2 separate regions of the Homo sapiens genome follow, and region 1 is linked to region 2. The links are chromatin loops, found by intact Hi-C in ENCODE. Cell type or tissue: heart right ventricle. All regions are shown on one strand.

What was found. Peaks named below come from ENCODE experiments on the same cell type or tissue, not always from the same donor. Only the 100,000 strongest peaks of a DNase experiment are listed, where the experiment ranks them.
Region 1: it touches region 2 in a loop (2.5-fold over the local background); 2 of 110 quality-filtered maps call a loop at or near these places.

The regions. Positions count from the first base shown.
Region 1 is chr5:116,387,325-116,391,324 of GRCh38, reverse strand. No RefSeq gene overlaps it. Among named protein-coding and RNA genes, the nearest start is that of SEMA6A-AS1, 58 kb to the left of the region's middle. In heart right ventricle, a CTCF peak has its summit at 2,214; a DNase peak (open chromatin) is centred at 2,340; H3K27ac peaks cover 797 bases.
Region 2 is chr5:116,135,562-116,139,561 of GRCh38, reverse strand. All of the region lies in intron 5 of COMMD10 (COMM domain containing 10), which reads right to left. Among named protein-coding and RNA genes, the nearest start is that of COMMD10, 53 kb to the right of the region's middle. RefSeq lists a silencer at 3,908-3,957. In heart right ventricle, CTCF peaks have their summits at 1,386 and 1,585; no DNase peak of the experiment used is centred here.

The DNA.
Region 1 (4,000 bases), 250 kb before region 2:
TGAAAATACACATCTAAGTTTTGACTTCCCCAAAACCTTAGCTACTAATAGCCTACTGTTGACCAGAAGCCTTACCAATAACAATCAATTAACACATATGTTGTAGGTTACATGTATTATATACTGTATTCTTACAGCAAAGTAAACTAGAGAAAAGAAAATGTTATTAAGATAATCATAAGAAAGAAAAAATGCATTCACGATTCGTTAAGTGGAAGTGGATTATCATATAGGTCTCCATCCTCATAGTCTTCACAAGGATTAGGCTGAGGAGGGGGAGGAAGTGGGGATTGGTCTTGCTGTCTCAGGGATAGCAGAGATGGAAGAGATGGAAGAGGTGGAGGAAGTGGAAAGGGAGGCAGGAGAGATTTATTGAAAAAAAAATCCATGTTTGTAAGTGGACATGAGCAGTTCAAAGCCAAGTTGTTCAAAGGTCATCTATACTGACACAAACCTAGATGTACAGCCTACTACATACGTAGGCTATATGGTATAGCCCATTGCTCCCAGGCAACAAACCTACACAACATGTTACCACACTGAATACCGTAGGCAGTTGTAACACAATGGTATGTATTTGTGTATTTAAACATATCTAAACACAGAAAAGGTATGGTAAAAATACAGTATTATAATCTTATGGGATCACCCTGTTTATGCCATCTGTCACTGACCAAAACATAATTATGTAGCACATGACTGTACACAGATGTCTACACACCTGATATTAACATTCTATATATCTAAGTAGTAGGATTATGAGTAATTTCTATTTCTTTCACGTTTATTTTACACGCTTATTTGAAAACTTCTTTCTATCATAAGCATTTTTAAAATTTAATTTAACACAGAAAAGCTATGAATCTTCTGCCATGAACTCAAGGTAGTAGGGTAGGCAGGTTTGATGGTAATTCAGATATAAATGATGATGCTAGAGGACAAAGCAATTCTGAAAGAAGCACCCCAGTGTTTACAGTCTAGAACCCAGGGTTGGTGTGGCCTAGCAGGAAAAAGACAATCTGCTTCCTAAGACAAATTGCATTTCCCAGTGTGTGGTCCGAAGAGCAACACCTAGGGAGGGAAAGAGGAGAGAAAACAGTACTTTTAAGTGACAACCCTGAGGCCCAACAGAAAGATAGTGGCAACAGGGCATAAAATCCAGCACCAAAAGCATTAATAAAAGCTGCCATTTTCCATGCAACCCCTGGATATCTAAATCCTCCACATGGAGATACAGCGTATCTGTGGATATCCATGTGGATATCTCTCCATATTTTTTTAAAGTTGAGAAACAAATTCACGTTACTGAAGAGATACATTTGTTCTAGAATCTCCCTCAATGGAGCAGAAAGATTTCAATTTATTTCAACAATTCAGCTCAACATGTTTGTTGAGTGTCATCTATGGAGTTCTAAAAAGCAAAGTTCCCACCCCCTCCTAGAAATGGCAATGTCAACAATGACAATATCTTACTCTTATGAAACATTTCTTATATCATTCACTCTTTACAGCAGCATTCTCATGTACAGTCATCCCTCAGTAACCATGGGGAATTGATTTCAAAACTGCCTGAGGATACCAAAATCCATGCATGCTCAAGTCCCTTATATAAAATGGTATAGTATTTGCATATAAACCACGCACATCCTCCCATGTACTTTAAATCATCTCTAGATTACCTCTAATACTTAATACAATGTAAATGCAATGTAAACAATTACTATACTGTATTGTTCAGGGAATAATGACAAGGAAAAAAAGTCTTACATGTTCACTACAGATGCAACCATCCATTTTTAATAAATATTTTCAGTGCACAATTGGAACCCACAGATACCGGATGGAAGGAGACCAACTGTAGTTATGGTGAACCATTATTATACCCATTCTACAGATGAGGAAATTGAAGTTTGGGGGACTTGACTTAAATGTGCTGACTCTCTTCTCTCTAGGTAACTTATTGAAGCATTTTAAAAACAAAACTCACTTCAAAGACAACCATTTAGTCCAAATATTCATTGCAATGTTTGATATTTAAGCAAAGGAAAGGGTGCAATCATGCAAATCTTATTTATCATGCCTCATTACACAATCAAATTAAAGTTGGTGATACATTGAAGTGTGAGCCCCAGTGTTTTGTTTTGCTTTGTTTTGTTAATCCCACAATGGAGTTTCTGGTCTACTAATCAACCTTCAGCCTGGCCTTTCCGCCTCTGGAGTGCGCTCTCGGGAAAAAGGAAATACTCTCTGTTGGAGGAAGCCAACTTGGCCAGCTGACTTTGAATGACATGCAATCTGAGCAGGCCCAGGATCTCTGCCCTTGTACCTCTCACTACCAGAATCCCAGTCCCTCCCTAATGAGAGCCTGTGTGTGCCCTTGGGAGGAAGAGAGGACACGAGCATGTTCCTCCCTCATTTCCCGTTCTCTCGGAAGGGCTGGCACTCGCTTCCTCACAGCTCCTTTGCAGCCTCTTCCTCCTGCTTTGAAACACCCTGATGATTTTAAAACGCAGGCTACGGTCTTCCAAACTAGCCCACATCAGGGGAGCCCTTCTAACAGTGCAGGATGTGTTCTCAGCTTCCCTTGGTGCTGAAAAATCAACATGGGGGGACTCTTGTTAGAGAGCAGAGGTCCCCTCCTTGGGTGTGGTCGGGTTGCACAGCTGTGAACAGAAGGTGGATTCCAAGCTGGGCAGGGGGTCTGCATGGTTTGAAGGAGAGCATTAATAGAGCTGCGGGTTTTGCTTGTTTGTTTTGTTTGGGAGTTCCTCAGATGTCTGTTTTATTTGTTCACTTTATTTTAGAAAAAGTGAATTTATATGTCTTTAATTTTTTGAATAGGCAATGAACTTGCATAGTTGAAAAACCAAAATCATATAAAAATGAATACATAGAGAAATCTTGCTCACACGTGTGCCTTCAGCTCCTCATTCTCTCCCCTCCATTTTATTAATTTCTTATGTATCCTTCCATTTTGTTATATAATATACTTATTTTCTCCTTTTCTTATTGAACAGTCATTCTCAATGGGGGTAATATCACCCCCAAGATGGTGATAATTGATTTCTGGAAGTGAAAAATTCTTACTCTTTTTATGTATAAATCACAGATACACATTACACATATACTACATAAACAAATATGCATGGTATTAAAATTTCATGGGAGGGTGGGGATTAGGAAAAATGTCTTAAAATGGCTTCTTAGGGAAGTCATAATGATTTTTTAAAAGGTTGAGAAACACTGTTATAGAAAGCAGCACACAATATATGCTGTCCTGCACCTTGCTTTTTTCACTTTACACGATATCCTAGAGATATTTCCATATCAATTCATCCAGAGTTACCTCGTTAATTTTTATAGCAGCATAGTATTCCACTGTGTAGACATACCATTACTTAAACAGTTCCTTATTAATGGGTACTCAGTTTGATTCTAATCTTTGACTATTATAATATCACATTGAATAGCCTTTTACATACTGAATACATGCACAGGTATGTCTGTAAATAGATCCCCAGAAATGGGGTTGCTAAGTCCGGGGTAAATTCCTCTAAAATGCAGACAGACATTGCCAGAATCCCCTCTATTTTGCACTCCCAACTTTGTCTATCATCCAATAAATAAGAAACAGTCTAGCTACCTTTTACTTGGGATTGTCTGGTTCCTCCTGAGGGTCATGTTAGTTGATGGGCTAGGGGTAGGGTGGTCATGGGGGTTCTGGGATCTTCTATGGGCTGGGCTGTGAGCAGGATTTCTGCAGCCCTAAAGAAATGCAGGTGGCCTTGGCTAGGCAGAGAGAGGGCCCTTTTTGACACTATCTCAGGCAAGGAAGGGGACCCTGGATCATGGATGAGGAGTTTTAGGCCATCACAGAGAGTATTATCTGGGATGACCTCAGGCCATGATATGGGACTTGGCACCCCTCCCCCATAATATGGAGCCTCCAACTTGTGAGCTCCCAACACAATGCAACCTTGATTTCCAATGCCAGGGAGCA
Region 2 (4,000 bases):
AAAAATGTGAAGGTCATTCCAAATCAGTCAATACTAACACCACCTTTAAGATGAAAAGATTTAAATTTCTATAACAAGAATTCATGATTTGAATAGCATACATATTTTTCTCTGAGAAATCTATCCTAAATAGATCTGAGGACATCTTTTCTTTTTAACTGATGCAGTTATTTGCTCACATCAACATCATTGATGTCATGTAGCCCTTACAATAATATTTGTTAATAAAAGGCAGCCTCTGTTGAACTGACATCATTTATACTTTACTTACTACATAAGAATAAATGGTGTTTCTAATTGACTAAAAATGTAAAATTGTTTCAACTTAGTCAAATAAAGGGGAAAGAAAAATTAAATCTAGAGTCCATGTAACGATAATCCTATGAACAACCTTACATTTTACAACAGCTTTCAACACCTTGAAACATATACACATATTACAATTTCAACTGCTAAGTTATTAAATTAACAAGGTGATACAGCATCCTACTGATAAACTGGAACTCAAATAAAATTGCCTGGATTCAAATCCTAGGTCTACTGTTTACTATCTGTATAACATGGGAATATTATTTAACTTCTCTGTGCTTCCGTGTCTCCATTTATCAATAAAATAAGAATAATAAGAAATCATGCCTGGAAGAGAGGTTTTAACCACAAAAAGAAGTGATACTATGTGTAGCACAGAGTAAACACTTTAAAAAAGAACTTTTGCCCATTTTCTCACACTAAACAGAATTTGTCATATATTTTGGAAATAAGAATGAAGAGCTCTAAGTCAGAAAACTAGTATTAGAAGCCCCAAATTCATTCAAAATCATAATTACTTCTACATAAAGTACTTTCTGCAATCTGATTATAATCTAATTTAACATTAAGATAAATAAAAATTCTACTGTCAGGGTGATTTTACCACAGTTACTGTAAAAGAAAAAAAAATGAAACACAAGGATCCTTCCTCAAAAGATGCACAAATAAAATTTGGAATCCCTGTATTAACAAAACAGGTTTGTCTTTAACAGGAAATTTACTGGGGAAAAAAATGTACTAAGATTAATAGCAAAATTTAAGTATTTTAAGATATTCAAAGTTAAAGTGTTGGTGTCAGTCAAAATTATCAACATTTGTTACAAATGACATTACTCTCTAGAAATAAAGAATTTTCAGCTGACTACAATGGGCCTAGAACTAGTTACATCATAACCTAATAGAGCCATTCAATTATCTTATGGACTATTTTATTCTTTTTTCTCATGAAGAAATTAATACAAGTGACAGAATGTAACAAAAAAGTCAATAATGTAGAAAGCTTTTAATATATTTCATTTTGGCAAATGATCATATACAAATTTCAAAAGCCAAATCATGATGATTTCATTTATTTGTTCTATATGTATATGATTAATAAGCATTAATTTTGTTTATGGAAATAAATAAGAGAACTCTATTGTTCTATAAAGATTTGAAATGTAAACACTTAGCATTTCCTTCAACTACTGACTTCACAAATTATTTTGAATGTTATTTCAAATAACACTGTGAATGCCAGAAAAGGCTAGGTAAGCAAAGCACTCTACTGCCCCCTAACGAAAAAAACTTTAAGTCAGAAAACTCGATTTGAGGTATCTGTGGAACAGGAAAATAATCTCACTTTGCTAAACACAGTAGACAAACACTAAGACAATTAACCAAAAACAACTAGAATACATATCAAAATACTGCAGGAAAGCTACAATCACCTAGTTTTTGTGATAAAATTAATAGCAAAACAGGAAAGCCTCGAGACAGAAGTGTTCTAAGAAAGGAGACCACAGTCAAACAGTGTTATCCAGTGTGATAGCAATTAAAACTTCACTGCAGGCTGCATTTTTCATTTGTATGTTAGAAGTGAAAAAGAAGATAAGGAGCTCCTTATAAACCGTACTCTTCAGTGAATTACAGTAAGTTTTCAGTACAACAGCTCAAAAGTAAATACAACCAAAATAATCCCTCACAATTTACAGTGATTCTAATCCTCCCAGTAGTTTAATATATGTATATTTTCAGGATAACTACCCTATAAAATACACATTTATGAGAACTGTACCCAATGCTTCCTGTTTTAAACCAACACCAACTTCATAAGTATGACAGTTTTGTACTTTAAGATACTTTATATCATAAACTAAGCAGTGGTAACTTTTAATCTCCCTTTTTGTAAAAGCTTTCCTTTCCTTTAATAAACTTGTTTTTTAAAACATGCTCTATACCCTCATTCCTTTTTACTTAATATTCCAACCTGTGAAGAATTCTCATTTCATATTTGTAAATATTTGAAAGAAAAGTAGTTTGTGGTCCTTAATAACAGGAGTCACATAAAAATTAACATAAGGAATAAGATGAAGAGTACAAAGAATAGAATACCAAATCATAAAATCAAGGAGAAGGTAAACAAGAGAAAGAGCAGTAATTCCAGGCAGCAGTTCATTGAGGAAAAGAGGTATAGTAGTTAACTGTTCCTTTACAGCTAGGGCACACCATAACACTTGGAGATGGCATGCTTCTGCCTAGGTGATGGTAGCTCTATACCTCATTATGTGTCTGTCTATTGTTTAGGAGATATAAGACACAGGCACAAAATGTGTACAATGCCATAGAAGAGAAAGACAATACAAAGAAGTCACTTAAGTCTACATACAAGATGAAAGAGAAATATCTTTTATGTATGTGTGCTTCTCCTCTTCTTCCTCAGCATATTTGTTAATGAAAATGGTGCTCTAGCTCTGCAAGTTATAAGATTAATCAATGTGCATATATGCATCTATCCAAAATCTCAAAATACAAACACAGAAAAACATAAATGTACTCAAGCTCATATTTCAAATGAGTTAGATTTCACATCTAGATATTCACATCTTCCTGAATAATCTGAATGTCTTATTAACATGGCTGTCTTACTAGAAGCATTACTCTTTTATTCCTACTGCCTAAAAATATAACAGACACATAGGCATACTTTGAAGATGTAACAAAGAAGCTAGAAGGACTTGAGAATCCCAAAGACAAGCATTGCTGAACTCATGATGCTTAAAGCATATCCAATGTATGTGGTCAAAATAGTACACTTCCAACATACAAAATGCTTTTAGCTACGCAGACTTAACATTAGGTAGTCACGAAAAATAAAACAAAGGAAGTATATAGCTACTTGGAATGTGCATGTATGTATGTATTTTCACTCATGGAATAGCTCCAGTCTATGCTAGTGAGTTCCAGATCATCATCCTACACCTAAAGGAATAACTTACTCAGTTCACAGAAGAAACAAAAGGGACTTTTCAGGCTCTTTTTCCCCTCCTAATTTCCAGTAAGGATACATGTGAAAAATATAATCAAGAAAAAAGGGAGAGGGAATGCAAGGAACAAGGGAAGAGGTAATAACTTCATCAGGAAATAAATTTAGTGAGAGCTCTGAATTAAAACAAATGGATTGATTTCTTTATTTTAGCCAAAAACAAAAAAGTTTTATTGATGATGATGGTAGTAGCCAGCATTTATTGAGCACACGCTGTAATACTGGGCACTGGACTAAACACTTTACATATACTAGGTATTTAGTCTTCATAAAAATTGTGTAGATAGATACTATTACCTATATTTTACAGATAAAGAAACTGAGAATCAAAGATTAAGTAATTTGCCTGAGGTTACACTACACTAAACTGCAGAGCACACAGTAGTCCCCCTGCCCACTGTGGGGGGATGCATTCCAAAACTCCCAGTGGAGGCCTGAAACCATGGATAGTACTAAACCCAATATATACTGTTTTTTCCCATATATACAAACCTATGATAAAGTTTAATTTATAAATTAGGCACTGTAAGAGATTAACAACAATAATAATAAAATAGAACAACTACAACAACATAGTGTAATAAAGTTATGTGGACGTGGTCTCTTTCTCTCATCTTACTGTACTGTACTCACCTATTTCAAACGGCAGTTGACCGCGGGTAACTG